Regions from separate parts of the Homo sapiens genome. Here region 2 is linked to region 1. Evidence: chromatin loops called from intact Hi-C (ENCODE). Cell type or tissue: heart right ventricle. All regions are shown on one strand. Links, peaks and the distances in the headings refer to the core of each region. The heading gives the core; the rest is flanking DNA.

What was found. Hi-C counts contacts between places; a loop is a spot of excess contacts. Peaks named below come from ENCODE experiments on the same cell type or tissue, not always from the same donor. Only the 100,000 strongest peaks of a DNase experiment are listed, where the experiment ranks them.
Region 2: a loop joins it to region 1, with 7 times the contacts of the local background. A loop is called at or near these places in 1 of 110 quality-filtered maps.

What each region holds. Positions count from the first base shown.
Region 1 is chr2:149,684,137-149,688,541 of GRCh38, forward strand. All of the region lies in intron 1 of MMADHC-DT (MMADHC divergent transcript), which reads left to right. Among named protein-coding and RNA genes, the nearest start is that of MMADHC, 99 kb to the left of the region's middle. In heart right ventricle, for the core only: no CTCF peak of the experiment used is centred there; a DNase peak (open chromatin) is centred at 2,758.
Region 2 is chr2:149,736,495-149,740,899 of GRCh38, forward strand. The region is part of intron 1 of MMADHC-DT (MMADHC divergent transcript); the gene reads left to right. Among named protein-coding and RNA genes, the nearest start is that of LINC01931, 120 kb to the right of the region's middle. In heart right ventricle, for the core only: no CTCF peak of the experiment used is centred there; no DNase peak of the experiment used is centred there.

The sequences.
Region 1 (4,405 bases), core at 265-4,264:
AGAAGGCAACTGCAAGGAAATAAAATAACAGGAGTTTTTAAAATCATTTACAACAGGAAATAAATGTTGATTGAGGAAATAAAAGACTAAGATAGTATATGTCATTAGATTAATACTTATATAGGGCTTGCTAGGTACAAGGCTCTGTTATAAGTGGTTTACAAATATTAACTCATTTAATCTTCAGAACAATCCTTTTATGTAGGTATTTTTATTTATCCTCATTTTATAGATAAGGAAACTGACCCAGAGAGAGGTTAAATATAATTAGCCAAAGCCACCAGCAAGGATGCAAATAGTTATAATGATAGCCATTACAAGAAGCTGAAACAAGACTACAAACCTCTCAAGCCAGGTTCTTGCTTTCAGATTAGGCCTATGCCATAATGTTGGCAGGCAGACAACTTCTTCTGGAGTCTCCTGAGGCTGGATGTTCTTCATTCTTATTCTTTCCTTCATGATAACTTGGAGCTAGCATCCCAGACATACTGCACAGATTTCTGTCCATTTCTTTTCTTTCTTTCTTTTTTCTTTTTGAGATGGAGTCTCACTCTGTCGCCCAGGCTGTTATGCAGTGGCATGATCTCATCTCATTGCAACCTCTGCCTCCCAGGTTCAAGCGATTCTCCTGCCTCAGCCCCTCAAGTAGCTGGGATTAAAATCACGTGCCACCATGCCTGGCTAATTTTTGTATTTTTAGTAGAGATGGGGTTTCACCATGTTGGCCAGGCTGGTCTTGAACTCCTGACCTCAGGTGATCCAACCATCTCGGCCTCCTAAAGTGTTGGGATTACAGGCACGAGCTACCGCACCCGGACATCCATTTCTTTTCAAAGAAGGATGTTTCTCTCTATGCATTTTCAGACTACCCCATGTTGTGAGATGGATAATTATTTAGGAATGAAGAGTGGGAGTATTGATGTCCACTTTGAGGAAGGAGACTACAAGAATAATTTATTTGGTAAGTGGGCTATAAACACAAAGCAGATTTAAAAATAGGCAAAAGAGGTGAATAGACATTTTTCAAAAGAAGACATACAAATGGGAAACACTCATATGAAAAGGTGCTCAACATTATTGATTATCAGAGAAATGCAAATCAAAACTATAATGAGATATAATCTCACCCCAGTGAAAATGGCTTATATCCAAAAGACAATTAAGAACAAATGCTGGTGAGGATGTGGAGAAACAAACGCTTGTGCACTGTTGGTGAGAATATAAACTAGTACAACCACTATGGAGAACAGTTTGAAGCTTCCTCAAAAAACTAAGAATAGAGCTATCATATGATCCAGCAATTCCACTACTGGTATATACCCCAAAGAAAACAGTATATCAAAGAGATATCTGTACTTCCATGTTTGTTGCGGTGCTATTCACAATAGCCAAGATTTGGAAACAACCTAAGTGTCCATCAACAGATGTATGAATAAAGAAAATGTGGTACATATACACAATGGAGTACTACTCAGCCATGAAAAAGAATGAGATCCAGTCATTTGCAACAATATGAATTGAACCGGAGGTCATTATGTTAAGTGAAATAAGCCAGGCGCAGAAAGACAAACATTGTATGTTCTCACTTATTTCTAAGATCTACGAATCAAAAAAAAAAAAATTGAACTCATGGAGATAGAGTGTAGAAGGATGGTTACCAGAGGCTAGGAAGGGTAGTGAGAGATGGTGGTGGAGATGATTAATGCGTACAAAAGATAGAAATAATGAATAAGACCAATATTTGATAGCACACCAGAATGACTATGGGAATAATAATTTAATCGTACATTTTAAAATAACAAAGAGTATAATTGGATTGTTTGTAAATGCTTGAGGCGATGGATACCCCATTTTCTGTGATGTGATAATTGCGCGTTGCATGCCTATATCAAAACATGTACCTCATAAATATATACACCTACTATGTACCCACAAAAATTAAAAATTAAAGAAGTAAAAAATTCAAAAAAATCCCAAAGCCATGGTGATGTCAAGTGATGTTGAGTTTGTGACCACAGTTTCATCACTGCTATGCCCAAAGAAGGGAACTTTTCCTTTTTCTCTGGGTTTTGAAACGCTTTGTAGTTATAGTGAAGTAAACTCTTTGTTCTCCATCCCTGACATTAAAACAGTAAAGAAAAATATGCTTTGGTGCTAATCTTTGGGTTGATCTTTTAAATATCTCTCTAATTGAAGTAAGAAGGGTATTAACCCTGGGGAAAATGTCATGGACAACAAAATATTCTTGGCTTTGCAGTTCACAGGATGTGTTGGTACCAATTATAGCATTTTTTTCCCCAACAGAGTCGAATGTAGTGGAAGCCAAAGGACCCTACCAACTCAATGTGCTTTTTCAACACATTAACTGAGCCAGTAGAATTCATTTCAAGTTCATTTCTGCATGGATCATTTACAGTGTTAATTTGTGGGTTTGGATGATGACTGCTTTTTTTTTTTTTTTTTGCTTCACACTTACTGGTCACAAAATGAGTTAGTTAATTTTGTCACTTAATGGTTGCTATACTTTTCTTCTTTCTTAAGTAATGACTGTTTTTTTTGTCATCATTTGCTGGACTAGATCAGGTCTCCCTCTATGATTTTTTTAAAGACCTTGGTGCACACAGCTGCTTTGGCAAGTCAGGAATCAAACTGACAGCCTATTGGAAGGCATACCCCATCACAAGTCTAAAGAGACACAGAGTGACAGTTCACAGACGCGGGTGCAAGGCCTGCCTCTCAATCTTCTTCAGCTGGCTAGGATCTTGGCTGATGCAGGGCGCCCATGCCAGACGGCAGAGAGCCTGAAGTAACAAAAACAGGCCCAGTGAGGTAATTAGGACTGACAGAATGTTTGTCTATCCACAGACTTCTTTGCAACAGGCAGCCAAATTTAATATATCCTATGAGAGTCTGAGCACATACGGTTTTTGCTCTGTCCCTGTTGAGATTCTTAAACTTTCATGATTATTATTTTGTTTATTTTTGCCACAGATTTCTCAATCTACTCTTTTTTTTGTGGATTTGTGACCCAAAGGGTGTCATGGCAATCATCTTGTTTTCTTTTCTCTTGTGTTAAAACTCATCATGAACCATGAAGCCAGGAAACACATGAGGAAATGCAGACTCAATTAGAGCTGAAGAGGCGAGAATGCTATTGGATGTCTTTGAGGGGTTATTCACAATCAATGTTTTTAGCTGCTATTATTGCTGTACCTGCTGCTAAATGAGAAGGGCAGCCTTCAAACTGGTTCAGGTTCTTCAAAGTGTGCAGTTAGCTGGGGACATAGAACCTAATCAAAAATGAGGTGATCAGATCTCAAAAATAAAGGGCAAGTATGATTTTTCAAGATGAATGGCCTGGGTAAAGGACAATGCTATTTCTACCAGTAACAAGAGGCAGGCCATATGGTATTCACTCTGTTTATCCTTTCCCCATCTTCACTATGAAAAGGTAATTTAGATTTTAGTAAATTTCCAGAAATACAAACTTACTGGGCCACCCAGGTATTATTATAATTTTTTTTTAGTAAGTTCAGGGTTATTTTTACCCATCAAAATAATGTAGGGTTAGAATCTAGCATATGATCTTAAATGGCCAGGAATATGGAGCTCAGGCAGAACTGGAATCTGATTTATTTCAAAAGCAGAGGGGTCTGTAGTAGTGGAATTATTTTTTCTTAGTTCTATTGATAACAACATTTATGCCAGAAAAAAATAATGTATCTGCCATAAACATGTGGCAAATAAACTCGGAATAGTGAGAGAAGGGTTGGGGGATCCATCTGGCACTTAGCGGATGTTCATGCATAAAAGTGGCTGTATAGATCTAAAACTCTTCATAGTGGTTTATTCAACAGCCATTTCTTTTACCTCTTTTCACAGTAAGTTAATTTGGTTCAGCAATCAGATGGCCATGTCACCAGGAGAGGCTAGCCCCTTCCACATCCCCAGGGAGGGAATTTTGATAAATCTAACCCTGTCATGATAAGCCCATCCACCTTGCCACTGTTCAGTTTAGAAATAGTGCACATGATATTGTCCTGGACAATGAGTACATATCTGTTGCAGAGGCTTGGGAGAAAGATTTTTTAATCTTTAAAATAGTCTCAGGAGAAAGTTTAGTTGCTTAGCTGTCTCTAGTTAAATTAGGGTGAGGAGAAGATGCTGGACCTTCTGAATCTATCCTGTAATTATGAGAAGGAAGTAGAGGACCAAGACAGCATGTTGAAGATGGCAGAGTAGACAAGCAAAATATGGCTGATAACTTGAGGATGTTACTGCAGAAGCAAAATAACCAACCCCACAACCACTCTGCCTCCCAGCTTCTTGTGACATCAGAAAACAAATTTCCTGATTTTTTAAACTGATACTTAGTTGGGTTTTCTTCATCTTTTTTTCTTTTTTT
Region 2 (4,405 bases), core at 115-4,114, 52 kb after region 1:
AAGATGGCAAAGCTGGTCAATAATTTCAAGTATTCAGAGAGGTAAAGATGCAGGGGAAGGAAGGTTAAGAAAATGCCTTTGCAGAGTGGGATGGTGTGGTTGTGACCATCTGAAGACCAATCAATTCAGTCCATCTGGCTAAGTAGGCAGGTGGTAGCTTCCTCCCTTCACACCCTCTCTGACTGTCCTAAAAGTAGAGAAGGACCATTCTTTCGTCAAAGGCGTGGGATTCCTGCATAGTCCTCCAATAAGCTCTCATAACTTTCTGTGGAATAAGCTAAGGAACAGGGTGTTTGATGTGGCATTGTCAGTGGGAAACTCCAAGACAGCAATTACAATACAGTGTTGAGTACAGAAGGAAGAAAATGTAGCAAGTAAGGACTTTCCTTTAGAAAGTTTTCCAAATAAAATGAAAGGGGGAGAAGTGTTCAAAGGGAGACGTGCGTCTCAAAATAAATCTTTTTGAATTTTAATTTCAGATTTTGCAAGACCTGGATATATTCATAGGCAGGGGAAGGAGAATCCTAAGGAGAGAGAGAGAGATGGATTTTGCAAGGAAGAAAAACTATAACATACATTTATCATAGCTTAAAGGATACTGTGTACATATGACAGGGCTGGCCGTGAAAATAAAAAGATACTGTTTTTTTTTTTTTTTTTTTTTTTTGGTCAGGGTAAAAAGAAAGTGACAGAAAGAGAGTCACATGAAGAAGTTAAACATTTTTTAAAATTTCTGTATAATTAGAGTGATTGTAAAGTTTATCATTTAAATCAGATCACTTTGAAGGGGAAAGGGACATCATCTGGGGGGATGTGGAAGAGCAGGCATAAGCCAAGGCTAACAGCGATGTGTGGTCACCCTCCAGTGGCTTCAACCTTCTTATTAAAATTAAGTTAAGGCTGTCTCCCCTACTCTTTGTTTTCCAAACATCTCTTACTCTATGAGGTATACCTCATACCTATGTAGTACTTTTTCTTCTATTTATTTGCTTAAAAATACTTATTAATAACTTTTAATAACCACACCATATTCACTACACTCTGATGTATGATGGAGCAGCCAGCAATTTTTTTGATAACACACTCTATCAGATTTTTTGAACATATATTCTTAATAGAAATATTTATTTTTTATGAATTTCATATGTATCTCATTGAATTATTATATTATGTCCATTTTATTCCAAAAGAGAAAAGTTTCAAAATGGAACAAAGATGAAATATATAATATTTTAAAGGTTTATATTTGTTGATGACCAATCATTTTGTTCTGCATAAAATACTAAACTTACTAGTACTAAACTTTATTAGTATTAAATTTATTCCAAATATTTTATTGTCTTTGAAATTATTTGTTTAAAATTTGAAACAGTGATTCATGGATTGGCTTCTAAGTGGATATACTTGGTTTCAATAATATTCATTACTGAAAAAAAAAACCTCCAAAAGCACAGTGCATGCAAATATGTTACATAGGCAAAGGCAATGTTTAAATAATGAATATCAACCCATACCTCAAATAGGCTTGATAATTAAAAGAATTTTTTTGCCTGACTTTGAGTCAGAGTCTATTGTGTCATCATCGTTTCTCTGTTTTTGTGGCTGACAAAGAGATCACACTCACACGCTTACATGTGTGTACATCATTAGTGTTTACATCAATCTCTTGCTTCTTTAGGGGGATATTTTAGAGCCATTAGTCTGTTCTCTGAGGTATGTTAGCTAAAAACTCAATATAAGAGATTTTACTTGGCCACATAAACTACAGCACATCATAATACAATAAAAGCTGACCAATGAATGAGGAGGATGCTGTCATCCTTCTGTCAACCCCTTTTAATTCAGCATATTTTGTGAACCAGATGTGGTATGTCACTACCTGCATTGGATTAAAATGATCTTACCAAAAAGCGTAGGTCAAAAATAATCTAAATAGGAATTTTAATGTTTTCTTTCTGCACCCCAGAGTGTTGTCTTGCTCATGCTTAGGAGTGCAGGCATAGGCTTTGATATCACATAGACCTTGATTCAAATTTTACCTCCAATGTTTAGAAACTGTGTGGTCTCCCTTACAAGTTGCTTCCTATCTCTGAAACTCATCTCTTCATTGTAAAATGATGATAATAATACTTGACTCGTTTTTTTTTTTTTACTTTTGAAAATCAGCTAAAACAATGGCCATGAACAAAAAATCCACCAAAGAGCCAAGAACGCAGTAGGTGTTTATTGAACCATGAACTACTTCTCTTTCTCTCTACTTTTCTTTCATCTTCTTTCTTGCCTACCATGATCATCTCACACCCTATGCTTTGTACTTAAGCTCAAAAGATTAAAACAAAAAAAAAGGAACTTGATATATTTCATTAGCCATTTGGAGTGCTCAAATTTATTCTCCTACAATGTTAGTTTACAGACATCTGTTTTATATTAGAGAAAGGGGAGCTCTCCCCAGATTCATATATACCACACATTTCTCCTAGGACTCATCAGCTAGGACCACATGAGGTCACATTAATAAGAACAGCTCAAATTCCACTAGTTTCGCTAGCCTTTTCTACTTGTTGGTAAAGGACTTTCAGGTCCCCTGCCAGACCACCCACCTGCATTTCTGGGGCCCTCTAAAGGGTGCCTCAAATGTACTTGCAAGCAGTTTCACCCTGGAGGCACCCAGCAGCCCTGCTCAGTTTGATCCTCTTATTGCTCTTCTGTAAGCTCTGCCCCCTGACATTGCTCTGCATCTGCTTTCCTGATTTTGGGCCCGCCTGCTCCTTGCTCCCCCAATGGCCATTTCAGTCTTTCCTGTTTCTCTGCTCAGCACTGTTGGCAGCTGGATTGATTCACCATCAAGGAAGACCTGAGGTGGCATCATAACCAACCTGCCTGCGGTTTGTGTCAGGGGAGTGGGAAGAGGTAGGAAATGAGACAGCTGGATTCTCTTCCCCTTTGTCTTATGTTCTGGTAGGGTAATTGGAACAGATGGATTACACAATTTACTAAACATAATTATTTTGATTAGCAATTACAGCTCTATCTCCCTCTCTTGGGCTTATACATGTGTCCAGGAGGCTGGGGCAGGAGCAGCTCTGAGGTTTACTATGATGTACTGAGGCTCCCCACCCGACTCTGATAACAGCCTTTGTAATTGGACCAGCAGGTGAACACAGTCTAAGTCCAAGATGAGTTTCTACTATGTCCAATTCTCTTTGTCACCCCAGGCATTACCAGCACATGCCATTCTAGTGAGACAGGGCTTACAGTGAGCAACGAGAGGCATAGGATATAGTGGTATGGACTGGGGAGACCATCGCATAACTCGAGTAGATTTGAGCCACCAAAAACATGTATGAAAAGTGACAGAAAATGTGCTGTTGTCTTTAAATGGTAAAGCCTTCAGTTCCAATATAATTTTCATAAGTTTGTTCTTCATAATTCAGTTAAAGGGCAAAAGCAACTTATTTTTTGCTGCGTTGTGCATTTTAATGAAATGCCCTAGAAGCGTTAGCATCTCCTTGTCTTTCCTTCCCCTGGAAAGAGCAATATATAATGAACATGCTGACATTGAAATGAGTAATTAATATGCAGCTTGTTTAGTCAGTATGAATCAGCGTTTTGATGATGTCTTGTGAGGATAGGATTATAATTGGCAGAATTTCTGCCTTACGGGTGATAATTCTGGATTCTAGAAGGAACAAATGCATTAAATGGTACTGTTAATTTATCTTATAGTAAAGCATACAGCTTACAAGGGAGAAGTAAAACTTAGACAAATGAATAAAAATGAATTTAAAATATGCTAGCTTTGAAATATTGAGGTCATTGAAAATTTATGGCAACTCTTGAATTATCCAGGACAACATTTTAAAAAACGAATTTAAGAATTATCTTCTGTGATGTGTTATCCATAAGGATAATGGATTCTTCAAGATTTACCTGCTCTCTTCTCATTGACTTCTTAGTAATTATGATTCAAAGTGCTGGTTGACTTTTCCAGTTACCTGATATGCTAGGACTACTGCAGTATTCTTAGAGAAAACTCCCTGAACCAAGCCTACTTTGGAATTCGTGTTTCTTCTGTGAATGTAGATTGTTCTCACCCATGCCAAATGAGTTCAGCCTCCAAGCTGTGGCATGATCCTTCAGCCTAACATGCCTTCCACTCACTTATCTACCACATTATTTACCTCTGTTTCCAAACTCTGCTCTAGCTTCTCCAAAGCTGTTTCCTAATTAATCCTAGATGAGCCTAATCTTTAGTGGAAGGATTTTAGCAAGTATGTTTTTTTGAAATGCAACTCTTTTGAAATGCTCTGGGTAAAGGGTTTCATGAATAAAGAATTTAGGAAAATGTTGCCTTTATTGTAGGCCTAGAGCACATTCCATAGAACAATGGTTCATAGGCAGGGAA